Linked DNA regions of Homo sapiens: region 1 is linked to region 2. Evidence: chromatin loops called from intact Hi-C (ENCODE). Cell type or tissue: heart right ventricle. All regions are shown on one strand. Links, peaks and the distances in the headings refer to the core of each region. The heading gives the core; the rest is flanking DNA. Region 1 holds the start of LOC101927557 (a long non-coding RNA gene). Region 2 has its middle 20 kb from the start of MSI2.

Region 1 (8,338 bases), core at 206-8,205, 290 kb before region 2:
GATCTTGAACTTCTAGCCTCCAGAATTGTGAGAAAATACATTTCTGTTGTTTTAGCCCTCCAATCTGCGTTACTTTATTATGGCAGTACTAGCAAACAAATACACTGATGCTAGGACCTTTTTAAAAACATCAAAGAGAAGAACATAATAAAATAGCAAAGGCGTCCTCTGTCTCTCTTGCTAATCCCTTCCAGACCCCTCCCACGCATCCTGTAACCCCTTCTGCATGTTTCTGGCAATAAGATTTCAGGGTCCACACTCAACTCCCACGTAGAGCTCAAGGAACTCACACTTAATGAACCAGATTCCGCTCTGGAATGCACTCCTTTTATGAGTATTTATGACCCACTCCTTTATCCCACAGAGCACACATCTTTAGCACAGGTGTTTGTCCTCACCCTTCAGCTACGCACCGGGGGAGGGCACCTGGTCTGACCAGTGTGCAGCCTACTCTCTTCATTTACTTTGTGCTCAAGGTTGATGGTAAAAATACAACCCAGTCCGTGTGGCTGTAGGGGGGGTAAAACTGTTAGCGGGGGGCCCTGTCCTCAGAGCAATTTCACTGTGTGCCTGTGGCTAAGAAGGACTGAGCACCGTTGATGTGCACTCAAAGGCTCACAAATGAGCTTGGGGGCTGGCGCTAATCCCTTTGAGAAAAGGAATCGTGGGCTATTCATGCCTCACTCCTCCCAGACTACAATCTCCAATGGAGGGGAAGACGCTGGGCAAAGCAATAAACCAAGGTTTAAAATGGTGCCTGCAGACAAATCAAACGTATTTTTCTAGATGCGATCAAATGTAATAGGGGGAAGAGCAAAGTCAAGGTAAGAATGGAAGATGGGGGTAGGCAAGCCGGTCATAAACCTCAAAGGGACTGGCCTGGCTTAAAAATCTCTTCTCAAGTCAGGGCCCCCTTTTGTTGCTAAGCAACCAAGCCTGAACAAACAGGCTCCTGGGGCCTTCCCCTTCTGCTCCCCATTTCTGAAGTCAGTTACTGGGAGGAAAATGGCCTGGCATGGTGGCTCCTCCAGCAGGCAGCTGCCCCCTCTCTCCCAGGCACCAGGATGATGGGAGTGGGCAATGCTAGTTTGGAGATCCCCATGCCCATCCCAGGCAGGACAAACTCCTTTTGGGCAGGCTTCAAGAGCCCCCGCCGACGGTAACCTGCTGGGGCCACACACACAACAGCCGTTCCACCTCCCGTGCACCACACAGGCAAAATCACCATAAGATCAACTGGTGTGTTTGTACACAGAGCAGTCACACTCGAGCATATGGTGATATGAGCATATCTCAGACTCAGACCCTGGGACTCAATAGGAATTCGAATGCCTGGGGTGTGGGTGGGTGGGTGGGGGATGAGTCCTGCCAGGTATCACGCAGGTAAATGTGACATCTGTTTTGCACCCATCTCCATATTTTCTAAGACTTTTGCCAAATCCTTATTTTGAACTGAAAATGCCTAACAGTAAGGAAAACAGCTGCCCTTCTGTGCTGGCCATGTTTTGGTACTGGGACTCAGATTCCCTTAGGAAATAAATGTTTTGGATTTTTTTTAAAACGTATTTTCAAAACCTCCTTTCAACAGTGCATAATTGGCTCTCCTTTTCCTTCCTAAGTTTGGACGTTTTCTAATAGCGCCCTCTCAACATTCGCTCCACCCTGGTGAGCGTGGGGGAGGATCTGTATATGTTTTTAGGGCAACCATTGTCATAAAGAATACAGCTCTTTCCTCTGTAGTCCGGCTGTACAATGGGGCTCGCAAAGACCTCCTGAATAGATAAAGTGTCAGGACGAAAGAAAAATTCTATTAACACGTTACAAAATACAACATCTAAGAAGGAGCTAGAGAGGAAAGAGAAACGGGAGAAAAATCAATATGGATAAGTCCCAGTGCTTGGGGGTAGAAAACTTTTCAGCAATTGCAAAATACTTATTAATTCAGAGAAGCCATCAATGCGATGGAAATCTGGCAGAACAGCAAGAGCTGAAACTAGAAGAATTTGAATATACAAAGACTGAATAGAATGAAAAACACAGTCTCACATACGAGACTGTTTCTCACGGTTCTATGTGAATCAAACAGAAGCGGCTTGTGTGAGTCAAGGGAAAATAAGGGGCACAGTTAAGGTAACTGGTATTCAATCCTGGAGCCAGCCAGCTGATAACTCTCTCGGTCTCTGTCTTTGTCTCTCTCTCTCTCTCTCTGTCACACACACACACACACACACACACACACACACACACACACACACACACACACCCAGGTATATCAGGGGGCTATGAAGACTCATCAACATGAACACACAGGCCAGGCCTCATTCAAGATGCTAGGAGAGCCCAAAAGCTTAGGGGAAGCTGGGAACAGGAGTTTTTCTTTTTTCTTTTTTTTCCTTTGAGACAGTCTCATTCTGTCACCCAGGCTGGAGTGCAATGGCATGATCTTGGCTCACTGCTACCCCCGCCTCCTGGGTTCAAGTGATTCTCCTGCCTCAGCCTCCTGAGTAGCTGGGATTACAGGCATGCACCACCATGCCTGGCTAATTTTTGTATTTTTAGTAGAGACGGGGTTTCACCACATTGGTCAGGCTGGTCTTGAACTCCTGACCTTGTGATCCACCTACCTTGGCCTCCCAAAGTGCTGGGATTACAGGTGTGAGCCACTGTGCCCGGCCAGGAACAGGAGTTTCTCTAACCCCTTATGAAATACCCCTTCTAGGGACACCACCCTCATCCTTATGATTAACTCTGGTACTTACTTCATGTTGACAACGCGCTCACCTGCCTTACAAAATTCTTTGTACCTGAAATGGGCACCTGCAGGCCTAGTGGCTCCCCTGAGGGAGACAGAAGGACAAGAGGTGTCTGATCCTCAGCATGATTTGTCCCATGTCCTGGCAGAACCCTGGTCTGTTTTGGGAAAAGGAGCTTATTCCAACCTTGAGATGTACCTTGTAATAACTTGGGGCAGGTTTGAGATATGGCCCTGACATCTTTAGTGGTGTATCTTTGTGAATGAAAAAGCAAAATAGGCCGGATATGCTGGCTCATGTCTAGTAATCCCAGCACTTTAGGAGGCTGAGGTGGGAAAATCGCTTGAGGCCAGGAGTTTGAGACCAGCCTGGGCAACATAGCAAGACCTCATCTCTACAAAAAAATACTAAAAACTTAGCCAGGCATTGTGGCACACACCAGTGGTTCCAACTACTCAGATGGCTGAGATGGTAAGATTGCTTGAGCCTGGGAGGTTGAGGCTGTAGTGAACCATGACTGCACCACTGCACTCCAGCCTGAGCTACAGAGCGAGACCCTGTCTCAAAACACAACCTCCCCCACCTGCCCCCCCCAAAAAAGCAAAGTAAAGTAACATTTAGGTAAGCTGGTGGGGAATGGGATGCCTCTGTCTTTGTCCTGACACCAGAAGGTATTGAACATATTTCTGACTACTGCACGGTTCAGACTATGCTGTAATATCCTCAGAAGTATGTGAGAGTCAACAAAGGGGACCTAATCTGTTAGTTTCTATGGCTGCTGGAGTTGGGGCAGGGATTCTCAAATATCATCCACATCAGAATCATCATCAGAGGGACTGTTAAGCCACAGATCTCCCGGGGGCCTCAGAGCCAGAGTGACTGATTCAGTAGTATTTGCATTTCTAACAAGCTCCCAGGTGATGCTGATGCAGCTGCTGGCCCAGAGACCCCTCTTTCCATGAGCTACTCTAAGGGTAAGAAGCAAGAGCAAAGGTTAAAGACACTGGGCAGAGGTTGCTTCTTCCTCTTTAACATACACTCAGTGGTCAATACATGAAACAAAATTTCCCATCTAGGAGCAAGTTCCACACTTCAGTGTGGCAAGTTCTCCCTCTCTTTGTTCCCCTTCTCTCAGATGTTTATATTCTAAAATCCTAAAAATGATGATGGTAGACCCCACGATGGAAAAGATGATAAGAAGAGGGATTTCTTAGTGGCAACCAACTTGCCCTGCACCCGATGAAAGAAAAATCCAGATTCTACTAGGATGACATAAACTTTCCTTCTAACAGATAAACTCTTATTCACAGATAAACTCATGTCTAGATCTATCTAACAGATAAACTCATGTCTAGATTATGCAGCCAATCCAATCTTGAATAGAAAACTTAGCAAATGGTAACTTTATTTACTTTTATGCAACATGCATGTATGAGGCATTCGCTATTTGCAAAACATCAGCCTAAGTACAAATAAAAGACAACTCACACAGGTCTATGGTGGACTGATGATATGAATGGTCTCACACCCGTTCCTCTGTGAGTTTGCGGTCCTTCTCCCCCAAAGAGGTGGAGTCTACTTTCATCCCTTGAATCTGGGCTTAATTTGTTAGGGCTAATAAAATGCGGTGGGGGGAAGAGTATGCCTGTTTTGGGCCTAGCCTTAAGAGGATTTGCAAGTTCCTGCTTGTTCTCTCTTGCACCTCTGCCATCACCATGACAAGGGCATGCCCAGGCTAGCCTGATGCAGGATGGGTGGCACATGGAGCAGGGCCAACTTCCCTGTGCCGAGGCCAGCCTAGATGGGTGGACAGCCAGTCACCCTCAAAGCATGCAAGTGAGGCCAGCCAGGATCAGCAGAACCACTCCAAGTTTACTCCAAACACGTGAGATAAACAGTTACTGCCTGCCCCTGAAGTTTTGGGGTTAGTTACACAGCATTCTTGTGGCCATAGGTAACTCATACGTGGTCCTCATTCTAAAAAAATCCCCCAAAACAACAAAGAAAGCTTGTAATCAGAAGATAGACAGTCTAAAATAATACTAGAAAGCAAAGGAAAGAAAAGGGGCAGAATAAGGGAAAGTGCTAAATGTGGCAGAGAATTAAACTATCAGGTTCCACATTCCACATGGAGCACGCTCTTCATGGAACATTCCACATGGAACACAGGCATTAAGGTGTGGACGGACCTCTTCTAAATCTCACCCCATCAGCAAGGTTGGAGACAGAGATCCTAGAAGCGCCAAGAGAAACTGGCAACATGTTCCTCACTAAATGAGCACCGTGAAAATCAGCAATAATTACCACTCAAGTCAGTGGGTGATGCCTCTCTAATCCTAATTCATTTAGTGAATGAGTGAACCCTCTTTCTAATGAGTCAAAAGATTTATTGTGAGCCAGGCATTCTTGCTGGGTGATTTTAGAAGTAGCCAGATGGTACTGACCACATCCAGGGGTTAGACTTGAGACAGCCCAGCTCACGTGCTGGCTGAATAGGAAAACTTTAAAGACGCAATGCAGGCCGGGCGTGGTGGCTCACGCCTGTAATCCCAACACTTTGGGAGGCAGAGGTGGGCAGGTCACTGAGGTCAGGAGTTCGAGACCAGCCTGGCCAACATAGTGAAATCCCGTCTCTACTAAAAATACAAAAAATTAGGTGGGCGTTGTGGTGTGTGCTTGTAATCCCAGCTGCGCGGGAGGCTGAGGCAGGAGAATTGCTTGAACCTGGGAGGTGGAGGTTGCAGTGAGCTGAGATTACGCCATTGCACTCCAGCCTGGATGACAGAGTGAGACTCCACCTCAAAAAAAAAAAAAAAGGACACAATGCAAAGGTACATGGAGGGAGGTCAAAAATGCTATTGTCCAGTTAGCTGGCTAATGGGTGGGAACCTACAGTATGTCCCCTGGACCACTGCCTCTTCTGCTGAAGGTTTTACAGTTTTGGCTCCCCAAATACATAGTAGGTGAGTGAAGCTGAACTGATCTGAGGACACAAAAAACTTGTTCCCAGGAGACAGCTAAAGAGCAGTGTTGCTGGTACGTAACTCAGCAGGTGTTGGGAGGCAGCTGGGTGTGGTGGGGAGTGCCGCACCAAGCATGGAGGGAGTCCAGGTTCTAATCCCAGCCCCACCAGGATCTCACTGAGGACCAGTCACCTCCCTCCTCTATCCTCAGTTTTTCTTCTGTGAAAGGAGGAAATTCTATGAGATGGCCCCTAAGATCCATGCATAAAGACTCTCTGCCTGGAATGCTAACATGGACTCCAGAGGCAGCTGGGACGATGCTCTGGAAGCATTGACTTGGCCACTGGGCTTTTGCAAACTCTCTGTGCTGTGAGGCTGCTCCAGAGCTTTGCTGTGGCCGATGCATGCCCTGAGAAATGTCCTACTCCTCTGGGGATATAAATATACACACCCGCAAGCCACACATATCAAGAACAAAGCAGGAAACGGCACTTCAGATGATCCTTAAATTATCTGGTCAAATGCAAGGAGGGAGGGGAAAGGGAAGAGAAGAAACCCAGCTCTCCAAACTCCCCCAGAACAAATGCCCTTGAATTTCTCTTCCTGCTCCCACTCAAACGCTCCAAGTGTTAGTATAAATAAACACCCTCAAATGCAATACCATGATACTATAGTGTGTCAGGCTTAACAGGCATTATGCTCTGTAAACTCAAGGAGCTAAGGCCACAAGAGTGAGACTCGGCTGAGGTGGCAGGACTGCCCAGGCCACAGGTGCCTGGGGCCTGTGGTGGAGACAGCCGCTGCCTGGGTCCAGGATTACGCAGAACATGGGAAGGCACTGTCTCCACCTCTCTCCCTGCCAGCTTAGGCAAAACCCAAATCGGTTCCTTCCGTAAAGCTCAGGAATAATGTGTAGTTTATTGAAATAAGACTTTTCCGTGTGCTCTGGCCTTGAAAAGGGTGGGGTTGGTCTGTCTTTAACCATTCTCCAAAGAGGAAGGACGGAGAAGAAGGAGCAGACTGGAAAATCCCATTGGTTCATTCTGAAATCTACATCAGTGATTTTTCAGCCGTGACTGCTCACCAAGGCCACACCCCAACCTATTAAATCAGTACTCTGGAGTGGGCAGCCCGAAAGAGGATTTTTTAAAGCTCCCCAGTGATCCAGGGTACAGCCAAGGCCGAGACCCACCGTTCTAAATGGCTAAATAGAGCTGAGTTGAGCCGTAACACAGCATATGTGTGTGTAGACAGGCCCTAAGTAAATGAGTATTAATGGGCCTTCTGCTGCCTAAAGATTAGAAGTTCATTCCCTGCCAGAAGTCAGGAGCAGGCACTCCTTGCCTCATCCTACTTTCTTAGGGCTCTCCTTAAGCTTAACTCAGTCTTAGTACAAGAAAGCCAAAGTTCTATATGAGAAGCAGCTCGGAAGAGCCAAAAATGAACAGAGGGCTTTAAGAAAACCTAACAAAACCATTGTTTTTTTTCCCATCACCACCAATATTTTCACAGGTATTATTACTACTTTCGTGGTCACAATAACCCCACGAGAAAGGGAGTATTACAAATTCTCTGAGACTCAGTTTTCCTACTGGTTTGTCCTAGAGCCGGCAGGGGCTGGGCCTGGGGTTCAGATGCTGGGCTTTTGAGTCCAAGCCTCAGCCTGCCAGCCGCTGCCTTCCTGCCCATCTCAGGTTCTTGGCCTCCTCCTGCTACAGCCAGCCTTTCTGTCCCTGTGTGTTTACCCCTGGAAGACTGCAGTGATGAAGGTGCGCTTGGAGTTTCTATCCCAGCTGCTGCTGCCAGGCACGTTTTTCCTTCATTCCAAATGTCAAAAAATGCTAGTTTGCATCCATCTGAAAGCCTGTTTATTTTAATTTGAACCCAGGCCTTTACTGACTAACAAGAGAAAAAGTCTACATAATTTCTCCTCAACTAGGGCTGGGGGCAGTGGCTCACGTCTGTAATTCCAGCACTTTGGGAGGCCGAGGTGGGCAGATCACTTGAGGTCCCGAGTTCAAGACCAGCCTGGCTAACATGGTGAAACTCCATCTCTACTAAAAATACAAGAAAAAAAAAAAATTTAGTTGGGTGTCGTGGTGCACAACTGTAATCCCAGCTACTCTGGAGGCTGAGGCAGGAGAATTGCTTGAACCCAGGAGGCGGAGGCTGCAGTGAGCTGAGATCATGGTACTGCACTCCAGCCTGGGCGACAGAGCAAGACTGCCTCAAAAATAAAATAAAATATCTCCTAAATGAAAAAAATTGTTCTTAATTGTGGCAAAAAATATATAAAATAAAATTTATCATTTTAACCATTTTTGGGGTCTACAGTTCAGTGGCATTAAGAACATTTCTCGAACTCTTCACAGAAGGCTCCCACACCTTACAATGGCCAGAGTATTTTGTCCCCATTAGCAAGACCTTTACAGCCCTTAATTTTTTCCTACATTTACTTCTTTTATTCTTGTGGGATCATTCTATTTTCCCATTTAGCTTACAAGAAAAAACGCACAATGTTTATCAGATAGCAGTTATGAATTCAACAAAGGGACACCTGCCCATGGGAACTGAAAGATGTGGGGTCTTCAGACAACTTAATCCTGGAGACGTAGACATTTT
Region 2 (8,338 bases), core at 327-8,326:
TTAGACAGGTTCTCACTCTGTCATCCAGGCTGGAGTGCAGTAGCATGATCACAGCACACCACAGCCTTGACCACCTGGGCTCAGGTGATCCTCCCACCTCAGCCTCCTGAGTAGCTGGGACTACAGCTGCATGCCACCAAGCCCGGTTAATTTTGGCGGTTTTGCCACGTTGCCCAGGCTGGTCCCAAACTCTTAGGCTCAAGCAATCTACCTTCCTTGGCCTCTCAAAGTGCTAGGATTACAGGCGTGAGCCACCACGCCCAGCCTTCTATCATTTCTTAAACAAAACAAGCTGTTTCCTTCTTCAAGCCCTTTGCAGATGCTGTTTGTTCCTTTTGCCTGGGATGTTCTTTGTCTACTCACTATGTGGGGTATCTGCTTATTCTTCTTTTAAAAAAGTTGTTTGCTAACTTAAAAATTATTTTTTAGTTTATTTATGTAAATTTATGAGTTACGTGTATAATTTTGTTACATGCATAGATCACATAGTGGTAAAATCAGGGTTTTTAGGGTATTCATCACTCAAATACATTGTACCCATTAAGTAGTCTCTCATCATTCACTTCCCCCATCCCCTCACCCTTTCTTTTTTTTTTTTTTTTCTTTTTTCGAGACCGAGTTTCGCTCTTGTTGCCCAGGCTGGAGTGCAGTGGCGTGATCTCGGCTCACTGCAACCTCCCACCCTCCCGGGTTCAAGCTATTCTCCTGCTTCAGCCTCCTGAGTAGCTAGGATTACAGGCACACACCACCATGCCCGGCTACTTTTTGTATTTTTAGTAGAGACAAGGTTTCACCATGTTGGCCAGGCTGGTCTCAAACTCCTGACCTCAGATGATCCACCCACCTCGGCCTCCCAAAGTGCTGGGATTACAGGCATGAGCCACCATGCCTGGCCCCCTCACTCTTTCAAGTCTCCATTATCTGTTATTCCACACCCTACATCCATGTGTACACATGATTTAGCTCCCACTTATAAGTGAAAACACGCAGTGTTTGTCTTTCTGTCTCCGGCTTGTTTCACCTGGGGATAATGTCTTCCAGCAATTCCATCCATATTGCTGCTGTTTGATTTTTTTAATGACTGAGTAGTACTTTATTGTGTACATGTATCACATTTTCTTTATCCAATCCTCTGTTGATGGACACTTAGGTTGATTCCATATCTTTGCTATTGTGAATAGTGCTACGATAAACATACGAGTATGGGTATCTTTTTGATATACTGATTTCTTTTCCTTTGGGTATATACTGTTAAAGGTTACCAGTAGTGGGATTGCTGGATCAAATGGCAGTTCTATTTTTAGTTCTTTGAGAAATCTCCATACTGTTTTCTATAGAGGCTGTACTAATTTACATTCCCACCAACAACGTATGACGTTCCCTTTTCTCTGTATCTTCATCCTCTTTCAACTCCACCTCCTCACAAAGGCTTTCTCTGACCAATCTCTCTAAAGTTTCCTCCCTACCCTTTGCTTTATTTATTTCCTGCATAGGACCCAACACCATGTGAAGTTATTTTGTTTACTTCTTTCTAGAGAATTGTCTGGAAACTCTATGGAACAAGGCCTCATCTGTTTCACCCTTTACCATACCTCCAGCACCTAGAACAATGCCAACATGTGGTAGGAGAGCAACAAGTATTTGTTGAATGAATAAACTTTAAATTTCTATAATTCTCTTTCAAAAAACAGCTTATTTTTAAAAAGCTCAACATTCAAATATCAACTAAGTAAAGAGACCTATTAAAAAGACAATTATTTAAATTACAAGGTGGACTCATTGATGTAGGAAAGTTTCCCTCTGTCTTTAACAACTGTCTGTGAAGTCTAGGGAGAAGAGAAATTTAATACCAAAATCTAAAATATTTTCCACCTATTCCCAAATCATTTTCTGTCACGTTATTCTATTTTTTCTTCTTCCTAGCACTTTTCATTCTGAAATTATTGTGCTAATTTCTGTTTCCTTGTTAATTGCCTGCTTCTCACCCCCTATCCAAGAGAGAAGAGACTTTGCCTGTCTTATTTTTTTTTTTTTTTTTGAGATGGAGTCTCGCCCTGTCGCCCAGGCTGGAGTGCAGTGGCATGATCTCGGCTCACTGCAAGCTCCACCTCCCAGGTTCATGCCATTCTCCTGCCTCAGCCTCCCGAGTAGCTGGGACTACAGGCGACTACCACCACGCCCGGCTAATTTTTTTTTGTATTTTAGTAGAGACGGGGTTTCACCGTGTTAGCCAGGATGGTCTTGATCTCCTGACCTCGTGATCCACCCGCCTCGGCCTCCCAAAGTGCTGGGATTACAGGCGCGAGCCACCGCACCCAGCCTGCCTGTCTTATTTGCGGCACAAGCCTAGCACAAAGTAAGTGCCCAGAAAACATTTGTTGAATAAGTGAATTTTAAATGCTTAGAAATAAAGAGAAAGAAACAATTAAGATGAACATGAAATGCAATGAAACACACAAATATGCACATGTTCACAAAAAATCAGGCCACAGAGACCTTTTTGGCAAGAGCTGCAACTGAAGGGTGAAGAGCAGACCACACAGTGAGCCAGGCATGAATTAGATTCCGTTTGTAACCCACTCCCCACGTGCTGTCAGAACTCATCACAGAGTTGGACTGGGAAGTGGTGGGTCAGGCACAGGGACCCAGCACACATAGGGGACCTTGCAGGTAGCCAGGATCAGAATACAAGCTGGACCTTCAGGGAAGCAGGCTGTGCCTGGATGTCTCAGGTCTCCAACAGGATGGTGTTATTTACACTTCCCTGAGGTCTACCATGAGCTGCCAGGAGGGTGGGAGTGGCGGCAAGATTGTCCTGTGCCTAGGAGGGCTTTGGTTGCTTTACTTGCTCCTAAGCCTGCAGAGGGAGATGATCTTGATTTAACCCAATTCAAACCAGCACCCATTATATGGAAAACAGTGTGCTACGTGCAGAGGGTGGTGGAGAAGTGAGAGGTGTGCCACCTGTGCCCAGGCTGAGGATAGCCACAGACAGATCAGGAAAGAGCAAAGGTGTCTCTCAAACAGGATGGATGGGCAAAGTGGCAGGGGAAAGGGGGCCAGCAGCCTGAAGTTATGACAAGAGAGGCAGAAAGATTCCCCAGAGGGACCAGTGCTGGAGGTGGCTGGCAAGGACGGCCTTCCGGGGCAGGCAAGCTAGGGCTTGTTTGAGGAGCCTGAGAGCCCTATTAGGCTGGAGGCAGGTACGGTGTGCAGGTAGGGTCTGCAGGTAGGTGCAAGGAGAGCAATTTATTACCAGAAGTTCCAGTAAAGTCCCTCAGGACCAATGAAGCCACCAAGCAAAGGAAAGTGGTTTTCCAAGTAAATGCCTGGAGAGCAGCTGCACAGCTTTGCCAGGAAGGGGAAGGCAGGCAAGGGCAGGCAGAACCACAGGCGGCACTGCAGTGATGGACGATACATCCAGAAAGGTATCTGGGGCATGTTGGGATTGAACAAGATAATGAATGACCACTGGGAGGCATGAGGGGAAACTGGGGAAGAGAGAGGGTAATTATAAAAGTAGTAGAAGAATGTTTTGTTTGGTCCTGGACAAACTGACTCTGAAATTAATCTGGAGTACACCAGTGTTCATAGCAGCATTATTGACAACAGCCAAATGGTGGAAACAACCCAAGATCCAAGTGTTCATCAACAGATGAACTGATAAACAAATATATGTAGGTGGTACATATATACAATGTCATATTATTGAGCCATAAAAAGGAATAAAGGAGCGATACATGCATGCTATGATGTGGATGTGGATGAGCCTTGAAGACACTATGCTAAGTGAAATAGGCCAGATACCAGAAGATACATATTATACAATTCCACTTATATGAGCTACCCAGAGTAGTCAAATTCCTACAGACAGAATGGTGTCTGCCAGGGACTTGGGGAAGAGGAGAATGGGAGTTAGTGTTTAATGGGTATAGAATTTCAGTTTGGAATGATAAAAAAAAGTTCTGCACTAGATCTTAGCCAAAAGGCTGAGAAGTGATCATTTTTTAAAGTTCTGGAAATAGATTTATTTTATTTTACTTTTTGAGATGGAGTCTCTCTCTGTCACCCAGGCTGGAGTGCAGTGGCGCGATCTCGGCTCACTGCAACCTCTGCCTCCCAGGTTCAATCGATGCTCCTGCTTCAGCCTCCCAAGTACCTGGGATTACAGGCACCCACCACCACACTCGGCTAATTTTTGTATTTTTAGTAGAGATGGGGGTTTCACCAAGTTGATCAGGCTAGTCTCGAACTCCTGACCTCAAGTGATCCGTCTGCCTTGGCCTCCAAAGTGCTGGGATTACAGGCATGAACCACCATGCCCAGCCTGGAAATAGATTTAAATGCCCTGGAAATGCATAGTGGTGGTGGTAATGCAACAGTGTGAATGTAGTTAATATCACTGAATTGCACAATTTAACATGGTTAAAATGGTAAATTTTATGCAATGTATATTTTGCCACAATAAAAAAATGTGGAAAAATAAACAAGCCAAGACTATCCAGGATATTTCTGAAAAAAGGAAGTAATGAAGAGACAAAACTCTACCAGATATTAGCACAGATTCTAAAACCTCAGGAATTAAGAGTATGGCACTGGTGCTTGATGACAGGGACAGAACAATGAAACAGAAAGAAAGTCTAGCAATAGGCCCAAATCCTTCAAGACTTTCATGTGTGGGAAAGGTGGCATCTGGAGACAGTGGTGGGAATAACAGGAGCCGTCAAGGAAAAACAAGGTTGGATCCTCATCTCATAGTTACTGCCGGAAGAATTCCAAACGGAGAAAAGATCTGAATGTACAGCACAACCCATCCAAGTACTAGAAGGAACCAGGGAAGAGTTCTTTTTTAATCTCAGCTGTGACTGTGGGTCAGTACATTCATCTCTCTGTGCCTATCTCATGGGGTCGCTGTGAGCGCTCAGGAATGAATGACATACATGCAAATGCTTAGAACAATCCCTGGAACGCAAATGACAATGGTCACTTACTATTCCTTTGTGATGCCACACCAAGACCGTTATCATCATCATCATCAAAAAGAATGAGGACATTTTATAAACTGACATCAAATGAGTATGAAAATATATTACTAAGTGAAAAAAAGTCAGATGCAGAGCATTGTATATAATATGCTAATTTTGGTTGAAAAAAAAGGACAGTAGAAAAAATGCACATATATATCTCTACATATATTTATAAGTGTATAGATACACACTCACACACACACACACATCTTTGGTGAGGCTGCTGCATTACACAACTCCAGGGGGCACAATTCCATTGTATTCCATGTCAATGGCATCCCAGGAGCTCAATATAAATGATGTCTCTTGGAGTCGTGCAACACAGTGGTGGCCCTGCTAACTTGGCTGCATGTGGGTAACATAACCTCTGGAAGAATACAAAGGTGGAATAACATTGGTTTCCTGTGGGGAAGGGACAGAGGTGGCTTGGTACATAGGTGGGAAGGAGACTTTTCACAATTCAGCCTTTGTGTCCTTTCAATGTGGGACTATGTAAATGCATTATAGAAAATTTCTCCTCCCAGAAAATAAATCAAAGAAGTTGTAAAAATAAATAGATATATATAGGAGTAATACATACAAGTAACAGAACATGTTAGAAAATTTGGGATATACAGAAAAGTATGACGGAAAGAATGATGATTAAGCATGATTTTTTTTCCTGGTCTCTGGTTGTGTCTGTATGTATGGGTGTGTTGAATGCTTTGAAAGGCAGCATCATGTTCATAGGGCAGGAGTGGGCAAACTGTAGCCCCAGGCTAAATCTGGCCCATCACCTGTTTTTGTAAATAAAGTTTTATTGGAAGCCAGCCACACACATTCAGCTGTGCATTATCTATGGTTGTTCTCCTGCTATAATAGGATCATTGAGTAGTTGTAACAGAGACCATATGGTCCTCAAAACCAAAAAATATTTACTATCTGGCCCCTTACCAAGAGAGCCTGCCAACTCCTGGTGTAGGGAAAAAGCATGGGTTTTGGAATGGGCTGAGTCTGGGTTCAAGTCTTGGCTCCATTGTTGACCAGCTGATGGGGTCAGGGGAAATTATTTACAATGTGTATTAAACATTGATATGGTTTGGCTCTGTGTCCCTACCCAAACGTCATGTTGAATTGTAATCCCCAATGTTGGAGGAGGGACCTAGTGGGAAGTGATTGGATCATGGGGACCGGATCTCCCTCTTGCTGTTTGCATTATAGTGAGTGAGTCCTCACGAAATCTGATTGTTTGAAAGTGTGTAGAATGTCCCCCTTCGCTCTCCCTTCTGCTCCGGCCATGTAAGATGTGCCTCCTTCCTCTTCACCTTCCGCCATGATTGTAAGTTTCCTGAGGCCTCCCCAGCCATGCTTCCTGTGCAGCCTGTGGAACTGTGAGCCAATTACACCTCTTTTCTTTATAAGTTACCCAGTCTCAAGTAGTTTTTTATAGCAGTGCGAGAACAGTCTAATACCAACATCATCCCCAGGACCTGGCCCTTGGTGAGTGTTTCATAACTTGCATGTATTCATTTTTAAAGCAATGTTAAGACCATATTGTATACTACTGAATGTACAAAAAATATATATGCTGTATATACAAAATTTTATATATAAGTTTTATATAAGAATCAAAATTTTATATACAAAAATTTTCATTCTTACTTTTCTTTTATCTAACATTATATCATAGTATTTTTCTACATCATTAAAATTATTTATAAACGTTATTTTCTTCTTTTTCTCTCTTTTTTTTCTTTGTACTTTTTATTATGGAAATTTTTAACCATAGATAGAAAAGTAGAAAAAGTAGGATAATGAACACCTCCATACCCATCTCCTAGATAACAACTGTTAACATTTGATGTATTGACTTCATCTACTTCGTTGCTAAAGTATTTTTAAGTAAATTGCAGACATCATGACATTTTAGTTCTAAACACATCCATATACATCCCAAAAGGGATATTTTCCTACATAACTTCAAAATTCACAATAATTTCTTCTTCTTCTTCTTTTTTATTTTATTTATTAATTTATTTTTTTGAGACGGAGTCTTGCTCTGTCACCCAGGCTGGAATGCAGTTGCTCAACCTTGGCTCACTGCAACCTCCATCTCCCAAGTTCAAGCGATTCTTATGTCTCAGCCTCCTGAGTAGCTGGGACTACAGGCATGTGCCACCACGCATGGCTAATTTTTGTATTTTTATAGAGACGGGGTTTTGCCATGTTGTCCAGGCTGGTCTTGAACTGACCTCAAGTGATCTGCCCGCCTCAGCTTCCCAAGGTGCTGGGATTACAGGCATAAGCCACCACACCTAGCCCACAATAATTTCTTAATATCATCTAATACTTGCTCCATATAGAAATTTTCACTTGTTTTCCACAATTTCTTTTATAGATGGTTTATTCAAACCAAGATCCAATCAAGAACCATGCATTTCAATGGACTGTGTCTTTGATGTCCCTTTGAGGTTGCAACAGTATCTTGTTCCAGCCCCTAACCAACCTCTCCCACTCCCCACTTTCTTTGTGTATAACTTTGACTTGTTAATGAAACCAGGCTAAATACATAGTATGCTAAATAGCTGAATGTAGCATAACTGTGCACTCATTTTCTTATTTCTGGACATTTCTGTGGATTCTAATGCTTCCCTAGCATAAACAATGTGGCAAAGAACATCCTTAAATCTTAGTTTGTCATAAAAGTACAAAATTATTTGCCATCTAGTGTGTTATTGTACTACCCTGTCTGCTTCCTCATCCTCTCTTTGATGTATATCTGGTGACCTGTGATATCAACTTGGATGCTTGTCTTACAGTCATTCTGTTCTCAGGAATTTGATTATGTCACAGTCTAACCTGGGTGCTCCAGGAAAACTGGTCTGCCTTTGCTTAAGCAAAATGAGTTATGCCCAATGCCCTCCTCCTCAGCCCATCCTGCCTCTCCTCACCCTGTCCAATTTCCACCCATCCCAAAGCCTCCAGCCAGTGTACTTCTTCCATGTACTCCTCCTTCCTATGTCTCTTCAGCAGAGTGGCCTCCTGCTTTTGTGCTACTCTGGTGACAATGATGCTGCTGGGTTGTACTTGGCCTCTGGGCTTCTAGCAAATCTTCTCTCCTCTCCTGGAGAGTGGGGACTGTGATTTATGTATTCCTGCCTTCTACACAGCATCCAGCACCGTCCCCTTCTCACAGCTGCACCATGCATACTCATTGACAGAATAAATGGACAGTTTGCAAGACATCAGTAGTGGGATGCAGGGTGTCAGCCACCTTGTAATCAAGCCTAATTAAAGATCTCAGAGACCTTGGACAAGTTATTTTGCCTTTC

The links. Peaks named below come from ENCODE experiments on the same cell type or tissue, not always from the same donor. Only the 100,000 strongest peaks of a DNase experiment are listed, where the experiment ranks them.
Region 1: a loop joins it to region 2, with 2.3 times the contacts of the local background. A loop is called at or near these places in 17 of 110 quality-filtered maps.

The regions. Positions count from the first base shown.
Region 1 is chr17:57,520,282-57,528,619 of GRCh38, reverse strand. All of the region lies in intron 6 of MSI2 (musashi RNA binding protein 2), which reads right to left. LOC101927557 (a long non-coding RNA gene) reads left to right here and starts at 5,023. Exons shown (of 3, transcript NR_110808.1): 1 at 5,023-5,064; 2 at 5,714-5,789; 3 at 5,928-6,372. RefSeq lists enhancers at 1-812, 3,688-4,887. In heart right ventricle, for the core only: no CTCF peak of the experiment used is centred there; a DNase peak (open chromatin) is centred at 4,519; H3K27ac peaks cover 2,453 bases.
Region 2 is chr17:57,231,920-57,240,257 of GRCh38, reverse strand. No RefSeq gene overlaps it. Among named protein-coding and RNA genes, the nearest start is that of MSI2, 20 kb to the left of the region's middle. In heart right ventricle, for the core only: no CTCF peak of the experiment used is centred there; no DNase peak of the experiment used is centred there.